Regions from separate parts of the Homo sapiens genome. Here regions 1 and 3 are each linked to region 2. A link is a contact called in ENCODE Hi-C or POLR2A ChIA-PET data. All regions are on one chromosome and are shown on one strand. The core of a region is the stretch at or near the end of the contact, and the rest is flanking DNA. Distances in the headings are between cores, read along the strand shown. Region 1 holds the start of LINC03028 (long intergenic non-protein coding RNA 3028). Region 2 holds the start of LINC02673 (long intergenic non-protein coding RNA 2673). Region 3 overlaps PDSS1 (decaprenyl diphosphate synthase subunit 1).

Region 1 (2,832 bases), core at 171-2,670, 760 kb before region 2:
ACTCAGGACCCTGATGAATTTCTACATTTCTAAATGGCAAGGTCAACTTTAAATGTTTAAAAATGTTTATACTTTGGGTAGCAGAGGCAGACAGATCACTGGAGGTCAGGAGTTGGAGACCAGCCTGGCCAACATTGTGAAACCTTGTCTCTACTAAAAACATAAAAATTAGCCGGGCATGGCGGCGTCTGCCTGTACTCCCAGCTACCTGGGAGGTTGATGCAGAAGAATGGCTTGAAACTGAATGTGGAGGATGCAGTGAGCTGAGATCACCACACTACACTCCAGCCTGGGCGACAGAGCTAGATTGTCTCAAATCGAACAAACAACAATAAGAGTTTATACATTTTGTTTTATGAAAAATCTCAACTCTAGTTGTTACTTAGAATTGCTATTATTCCACAGAAGTTCCTTAAGTACTATTTTTGTACTAAACTAAGAGAAGGAATATGTACACTGTCATGGAGAGTACAAATATATTCCCGTCATTTTAAGATCCCTTTACAGCATAAAGAGAATTCTAATTTTCTAAAACATTTAGCGAAAAAAAGAATGTCAATGATTTGCAAGCTTTCCAAATGAAGGGCATGAATTCCAGCTCATGCTGCTTCCTCACTGGGAATCTGGCTCTATGATAATAAACTAAGTCATCAACGACACACTTCTTTCAACAATAAAGCAAAGATTGAAATGTTTATTTTCCGTGGTTTTGCTATTTCTTGGGGCTTACGAAAGAAACGCTTAGTCAGAATAGAGAGGGTGGATGACAATACCATGAAATTAAAGGTGAGAGGTGAAGGAGAACATTTTATTGTATCACTAGTATTTTAAATATAAAGATTGCATCTTCATGAATACGGGGCTTTTGGAGCCCATCTTAGCACTTCTCCCCAGGTACGTTCCATGCCTATCATTTTATTGAAGTTGCTTGTATACCTATCAGTCTCACCTAGTAGTTAAATGGCTCCTCTAGTTGGCTCTTACATTTCTCTACTGCATCTTGCCTTGAGTCGATTCTAAAGACATGTTTGATGAAAGAAGGTAAATACCAGTCACATGTGAACAGGGCTGCATCTAGAAAGCTGCTCTATCAACGAAATCATTAGAAAAATATGGTTTACTCAGTGTACAAATTTTAGGAAATTTCTCTATTACACGTGCTAGTTTGAATATGTGTGTTATTTTCAAAAACATAAAATGAATATATAATTTTTGAATACCTGTGTGTATATATATATGATATATATATATATATGTTAACATCACACAGTAGACTTAACTCATGGCAAAGATTTTTTCTGAAGCACCTGCAGAAATCAGTCTTCTTTCCAGTTTCGAAAACCCCAACATGGGCGAAAGAGGATCCTTTGGATGCCAGATAGTGCATGAAGCACATTGGGTTACAGTAATTTTAATATAGTTCATATTCATAATTCACAGTGAGGAAACCTGAAAGTTTCTCGAAGCTATCAATGAATGAAAGGTGGGGCAGGGCCGCTGTGGGGGCGGGGCCTTGTGAGCCAGTGCCTGGACTCCCACATCACAAATGGAAGGGCGGCGCGTGGAGGGAACTCAAGGCCTGATTGGTTCCTCCTAAGCAGGACACGATCTGGCTGGCAGGGCAACTGGCCTTCAGTTAGTGCCTTCAGTGGGTGCCTTCAGTTGGTGGCATTTGGTTGCCTTTCCTGGGGAGAGGTGGCAGGTGCTCAGCTCTGCAGGCGTGGGGGCAAGCGAAGGCCCAAGCTGCTGGAGAAGAACAGAGGTGTCCCATGGGGACCACGCTGGCCTGTCGCATGTGCACCAAAGCCAGCCCCAGGCAGGGCCCGCACAGGGCTTCTGCGGAGCCTTCCTGCGGCTCTGACATCTATGAGTGGGCAGCCAGCAAAGGCGAAGGCCCTAGCACAGAGGAGAAGAGGCGCCCGGAACACGCTGTCCCCCAATGCCAGCCCCAAGCAGGGCCAGCTGAGGGTGCGGTGTTTGGAGCCTTTCTGAGATCCACGAGGTGGCGGTGGGAGTAGCGCCAGACTCCACTGCTTTGGAGCCTGCCCAGTCTGATTCAGGAGCCTTGACTAGCAGCACATTGGCGACCCGAAGACGCCAAAAGGTAGGGAGGCGACAGATACCTCTTGGTCTTAGGAGCTCCTCTGGCCTTGCTCACCCAAGGTACCCCCAGAGGCATCCACAGCCTAGGGCTCCTCCCTCCTGCTCCTAGTTCGCTTTCCTATCCCCTGCCCCAAACAGGAGGACTTGCTCTGACTCGACTCCCCACTCCTTCTTTCCCTGTTGCATCCAGCCGGTTACTTTTCATTGCTCTGCCCAAATACCCACTTCTGGGCCCTCTTCTTTTCCTAGGCTGGCCAAAAACTAAGTTTTCAAAATACAAATTGGATGCCACCGATTTCATTATGGTAGAGGAAATGTCTGACAGCTCTTGTATTTAAGCTTAAGTAGCCGCATTGGGACTCCCAATTTCACATCCCGAGTTCTAGAGCAGAGCTCTCTCCCCTAAAGTAATGGCTGAGGGTTAGAGGTACTCTTCCTCATTCTAATAATAAGAAATGATGTTTTGTAGAGACAGGGTATCATTGTGTTGTCCAGGAAGGTCTCAAACCCTGACCTCAAGTGATTCACCCACATTGGCCTCCCACTTTGTTGGGATGACAGGCAAGAACCACCACACCTGGCCTTGGGAGCTGCTCCTGCTTTGTGTGTTTTGGCTGGTGTTCCTGCGCAGCTGTCAGTAAGATGCTCCTGCCGTATTGTTCCAAATCTTCCCACACAAATTCAGTGGATGCGGTGATGTTTTACACGGAATAGCCCCTTTATTTATTG
Region 2 (3,022 bases), core at 509-3,008:
ATATTATAATTATAACTTCTACTTAACAAAGACAACATTTTAAGTAAAATAATACAATCATGCCTACTTTGTGGTGTGTTTTAAAGGTTACAGATAACACTGTATTTTAACGGTTCTAAGATGCTCAATTTCTCATATTTTAGCATCTCTGACATTGAAATGCCACTTACAATTCATTATTTATTAGAACTATATTTGGCAAAAATTTAAACAATCTTTTATTGGTACATAAAATAAGGAGGCATCACACAATTCAGGGTGCCTTCCATGAAGTGGAATATGGTATATACAACAGGACGATGGTAGTCCTAATCACAGGATTTACACTTAAAGAAATTTTAGCTTTTAAGAGTACTACGCAAAAGGAGAGTTGAAATAAAAACAACAAATTGTTAAAACAAAGTACTCCTTTAATATTTTAAAAACTTCAAGCCAAAGAAAACTTGGGATTCAAATGAATAGGTATGGCTCATTTTATTTTGTATTTAGATTTACAGAATGTATATTAATTCATATTTAGATTTATGGAGGGAGTACATGTAAATTAGGTATTTCCAATTATTCATATTACTATTTAAAGCTGTTATAAATTTCCAAAATCGTGGTTGGTAGTTATCTTTTACTAATTTCTCACTTCAGAAGTATTTTTGTTTGAAAGATGAGAGGAAAAGCTTCAATTGAGATTCAGTCCTATTACTCCAATTTTAAGCCTCTCATGTTGCTGAGGCTGAGCAGGTAAATGTGAAATTTTTAAGGATGAAAGGGTCTTGAGAGTTAATAGAATGTGTCTTCTACATAATAGGCATTCAGCTTACATGTGATAAATGGATTCAAAGAATGGATAAATATAGTTGGGAAGTTCAATATCTTAAAAAACTGCTATAAATAAAGCACTTATATTTGCTACTTTATTTTCCTAATAACAAAACTACACTAAAATGATTAATCTGTAATTATTGACATATATATAATAAATCTAGATATAATAAAAATATGTTTCTAATAAAATGTACATGTAAATCAACAAGCACAGATAAAAAGTTTCTCTTCTGAAAATGCTAAAAGTTCACAGAATATACTAATCCACAAAAAATAAAAATTAAAATATAGAAAGTGAAAAATTATTTTAATCTGTGCAAAATTCATATTCCTGCTCTTCCCCAAAATTATTTCATTAATAATAAACTTTTACTAATAACATTGTACTTGTTCAATGCAGAAATCAAAGATAATAAAAAGGAAAAACATTTTATATTAAAACAAATGCCCTCAAATAACAAATTTTATCATATTTCGTACATAATTTCAGATAACACAAGACCATCATCTGTATGTATAAACAAACTGAACTTTACCCTTACTTGGTACACCAAAATACATTTTCAAATGTCAACATACTTCTGTATATGTTTCTACATTCAGTGGTCACATTTTATCCCACGCTGTAAATTCACTGAAATGTATTTATAAAAGCCATTGTATGGATTCTTCTTAATACACTGATATTTTAAGCAGCGCTCAAAAAAGAAATTGTGTGTATGTTTCCTTATTTTCTAAAAATATCTTAATGTAATAGAATTGATCACCAACAGGCATATACAATTTTTTAAATATGGTACTTACCACCAAATTGTCTATTTGAAAAGTCATCTGCAACTTAAACTTTAAGCAGCAGTATAAATATCACTGCTCTTTATCCTCATAAACTTTGTGGATAGAAAACAGTATTTGATTCCTGTTTTAACTTAAATGCCTTCTCTAACGAGGAACACTAAATATTGTTTCCTGTGTGCATAAGTCACTTGCAGATCTAGAAGAAGGAGTTTGCCCAATTTTAAATTAGAGGCAAAGTACTTTTCTTAGATCTGCAATTTACATCTCTAATTTAAATTGCCCAATTTTAAATAGAGGATTTTTTTGTTGATTTGAGTGAATTCTCTGTAAAATGAAGATTTTTAAATCTGCTATATATACACACATGCACATACATGTGTAGTAAATATTTTACAAGTATGCTGCCTTTTATTTTTTCTCAAATGCAGGGTAATTTTTGTTTTGCTAAATTAACCTTCACAATGCTTATTTCTGAGAGTCTTAGAAAGGTTTTGTCAACATAAAAATGTATCTGTGTAAATAGGCATTTATATTTTCTTCTGATTTTTTTTCATTTTGTATATTAAAAATTTTTAATCTATATTCCATCAGGAACTTATTTCTTTTATGTACTGTAACTTTGGCATTTTTTTCTAGAGATCATCAAACCCAAGAGAGTCTAGATTTTCTCCTGTTATTTTCCAGAAGTTTTATAGTTTTGTATTTGACATTTAGGTCCGTGATTCATTTTGACTTAATTTTTGTGAGAAGGTAAGATCTGATTCATTTTTTTTACATGTGGGTATTCAGTTGTTCCAGCACCACTTTCTGAAGAAACCAACCTTTGTTTCATCATGTTGCCTTTACTTTTTCATCAAAGATTAATTAAATATATCGATGTGTCGCTATTTCTAAACTCTCTGTCTTGTTTCATTAACCTGTCTATTCTTTCATCAATATGATACTGCCTTGATTACCGTAGCCTTACAGTAAGTCTTGAAGTTGAGTAGTGCCTGTCTGTCCTCCAGCTTTGTTCTCCTTCAATATTGTGTTAGCTATTCAAGGTCTTTTTCTTCCCCATATAAGCTTTAGAATTACTTTTTCTATATCCATAAAATAATTTGCTTCCATTTTGATTAGAAGTGCATTGAATCTGTACATTGGTAAGAAATGACATCCTGATGATACTGAGTTATTCTATTCATGAATATGATGTATCTTCTCCATCTCTTCAGTTCTTTTTTTATTTCCATCATCACATATGGACAGTTTATGAAATTACATAACTCCCTCTACCTTGACCAAAGGACAGTGATGAATTCCTCGTTCTGCAGCCAACAAGTCACCTCTGAGGGCCATGTGTCTAAACATAGACAGGAGGGTAAGAAAATGATAAAGACATCCTGGGAAAAATAGGAAATTCGAGAAT
Region 3 (2,998 bases), core at 170-2,669, 610 kb before region 2:
TGAGGATTAGCTAAGATCCTATTTGAGATCTTTGTGTCTTGTGGTGTGCCATAGGCATTTGAGGTAGCATCGTGATTATTTCCATATATTTTGGCCACTGGCAAAGTGAACGGTTTCTAAGTCTTGATTATAGGACTGGACTTTGGTGGTCCTCAGAGCCCCTTAAAAGGCATAGGAAGCATCAAGGGCCTCCAAGCATAAGAAATTCTCCGGTTCTAGAAGTTTAATGAGACTCTGCTGCTCTGAGAGAGGCTTTAGAACCTCGGCCATTGCCTCAAAATGTCAGGAAGTCAGTGGAGTGCAGTAGACCCACATAGTTCCTTCTTTCTCCGGATTGAGGGACTGAGTCCCCCTTAATGTGAATGAAAGGCTTAGGAAGCTTCAAAGATGTTCCCTCGACTGACAAAGCAGACATTCTCACAGCCTCCTCCAGACCCTGCCACATGGCTTGTGGCTGTACTGAATGTTACTTGAAATAAGTGAGACATTAGCTGGTGTTGGAACATCTCGTTAATAGATTTTCATCTTAGTAGTATTTAATTTGTTATGTTGCAAAGCAGTAAGATGTTCATCACCGTGCCATGAAATTCAACATTAGCTCTTTGGTGTAAAATTATAGTAACTTTTGGTCTTTCAGAGATTTTGCCTCTATTCTGTCTTCACGTTTACAAAGGTCAGTCATGTCCTCCATAAAATTCAGTGATTCCACTGTGATACAGAAACCACGGCCCTTGCTTTTGGTGGGTTTCTGATTGGAGAGAGGAAAGGTCATCTTTCACCCACTATCTAGCATAGCCATTGGCAGCATGATTCTTCCCAGGGGAGGCTGACGTTCTGGGTGGCTGGACCAGGCTACTTTGGCAGCTTGCTAAGGCTATGAATGGAGATGTTGGGGTACTCGGTAGGAACACCCACCCTCATTATTACAAGGCTTCCATCCTCTCAAACTTTGGAGGCTGAGGTAAGAAGTGAAAGGTATGCTGTAAATAGGTCCTCTCTCCCAATGAGGCTTACTTGCCAGCCCAAAATCAAAGAGTATAATACATGTGCCCAGTTTTGACAAAAATTTATAAAACCTCCTTTTGTACATTAAGGCAAGAGTGAGGAACATTTGAGCCATGTAGGTGTTATGCTGGGGATTAGAAAAATGAGGCACTGGCTACCAGTAACCTATATAACTGCGAACATTACTTCTCAGATACTTGTTAGTAAACATGAGTGAAGGAAAGCAAGATGGACTGAGTGTGCTGAAATCCAGCTAGCTTGGTAAAGATTCCTTTACCTAGGCTCAGATTATCAGGATAAAAGGAAAAAGCCTTTTTCCCTGGAGAAGTCTATGAGAAAGTTTTGGTTGCTCTATTTGTAAAAATCTTCAAATTGTTAAGTACTTGTTATGAACCCCAGGATACTAAGTTACCGGTTGAGTCCTACTTAAACCTTAAGGTGACTGGGTGAGAGGAGGCTGGCCTCTTCGGACTGTGTTTCACTCTGAATATATTTCAGAAGAAACTAACTTACTTTCCCCTACACACACAAAGGAGTAATGGCTATCTCTGCTTTCATATATAGTGGGGGAAAGGGGAAATGGACCTCTGCATAGTATCTGTCAGTAATCTACAAGAGACTGAAAAATGCTGGTTAGGCGGTGGCTCATGCCTGTAATCCCAGCACTTTGGGAGGCTGAGGCAGTTGGATTATGAGGTCAGGAGTTCAAGACCAGCCTGACCAATATGGTGGAAACCCCGTCTCTACTAAAAATACAAAAATTAGCCGGGCCTGGTGGTGCATGCCTGTAATCCCAGCTACTCGGGAGGCCAAGGAAGGAGAATCCTTGAACCTGGGAGGCAGAGGTTGCAGTGAGCCGAGACTGCACTCCAGCCTGGGTGACAGAGTGAGACTCCGTCTCAAAAAAAAAAAAAAAAAAAAAAAAAAAAAGGCTGGTTAAAAAAAGCAAGCAAAAGGAAAAAAAAAGATTACTGTACCCGAAGCCATGGTTTTATGTGTGCTTTGCTGGGAAATCCCAGTCATGAGGCACCTACTCATGCTCACCAGACAGCAGTGTTCTCATCTGCCCATAAGGCAGTGAGTTGAAAAGGCACATTGCAGCCTCAGAAAAGGGAACACAGAATGGAGTCCAAGCAGGAAGTGACTCTGGACAGGACTCATTTCAAAAGTAGACTGATGTTTCTGTCTTGTGGCACATGGGCCAGAAGTTAGCCAAGTATGTATTTATAAGTTGCCTTCTAATAAAACAGCAAGGTTAGGCTCTTTTGTGGAATACACTGTAAAACAAGAGATTCTTAGCAAGAAATGTGTCAAAAGATATATGGGACTAAGATTAATTCAGGTAAAAACAAGTTCCAAAAATAACGTAAGAATATGCAATATCTCCACTTAATGAAAATGTGTTTTTAGTTTACAAAGGATTCTTTCATACATTATCTCTAATCTCACAACTCCTCTTTGTGGTAGATATTATGGTGTTTATTCTGCAAGTAAGAAACTGATGCCCAAACCTCGCCAAAATTAAACATCTGGTAAATGGCACAGCAGGGAACTGAACAAGTCTAAGACCAGTATTCATTTTATTACATCATACATAGTGTTATTGCCACTGGTAATGCTGAGAAGTTAGTAGCTATGATACCACACAGGCCTTCCCACAGAGCAGGTAACTAACCCACCTGGGCACTGACGATACTCAAAGAATCATCTCTGTGTCATGTCTTTGCTATTGTAAACAACATACCTACTTGGTGGAGTAGTTCTAAGACGTCTGTAATCCTTTCCCTTTGGTAGGTGAGTTTTGTTTGCTGATGAGATGGTCTTTGAACTTTTCCATTTGTGAACACTGGACCAGGACAAGCATTCTTGGGAAACCACCTTTTCCTTTTTAATTTGGTGTGGTGGGTTGTCTTGGAGTTTACTCCAGCCAGCACTTGACAGAAACTCCCTGTCTTTTGGAATTCCTTTATTTTTAACATCTCTCTTAAGGGGT

Evidence for each region. Hi-C counts contacts between places; a loop is a spot of excess contacts on that map. ChIA-PET counts read pairs that join two places held with the same protein, here RNA polymerase II (POLR2A). Pooled maps may share reads with other maps.
Region 1: a map with no recorded cell type shows a loop between it and region 2 (4-fold over the local background). The contact joins the promoter of LINC03028 here to the promoter of LINC02673 in region 2. A Hi-C loop is called at or near these places in 1 of 168 maps with a recorded cell type or tissue (IMR-90), 10 of 37 single-sample maps with no recorded cell type and 4 of 50 pooled maps.
Region 3: a pooled map shows a loop between it and region 2 (3-fold over the local background). The contact joins the enhancer-like site here to the promoter of LINC02673 in region 2. A Hi-C loop is called at or near these places in 1 of 168 maps with a recorded cell type or tissue (K562), 3 of 37 single-sample maps with no recorded cell type and 3 of 50 pooled maps. POLR2A ChIA-PET finds 5 or more read pairs at or near these places in 1 of 52 experiments (PC-9).

Annotation. Positions count from the first base shown.
Region 1 is chr10:26,577,887-26,580,718 of GRCh38, forward strand. LINC03028 (long intergenic non-protein coding RNA 3028) reads right to left here and starts at 1,421. Exons shown (of 3, transcript NR_134472.1): 1 at 1,308-1,421; 2 at 950-1,087. RefSeq lists an enhancer at 1,363-1,863.
Region 2 is chr10:27,341,678-27,344,699 of GRCh38, forward strand. It overlaps LINC02673 (long intergenic non-protein coding RNA 2673), which reads left to right and starts at 1,759. Exons shown (of 2, transcript NR_187428.1): 1 at 1,759-2,974.
Region 3 is chr10:26,735,817-26,738,814 of GRCh38, forward strand. The region is part of intron 10 of PDSS1 (decaprenyl diphosphate synthase subunit 1); the gene reads left to right. Among named protein-coding and RNA genes, the nearest start is that of PDSS1, 40 kb to the left of the region's middle. Within about 2 kb of position 1,420, at least 7 of the 41 ENCODE cell types and tissues checked have a DNase peak (open chromatin) inside an H3K27ac peak, as active enhancers do.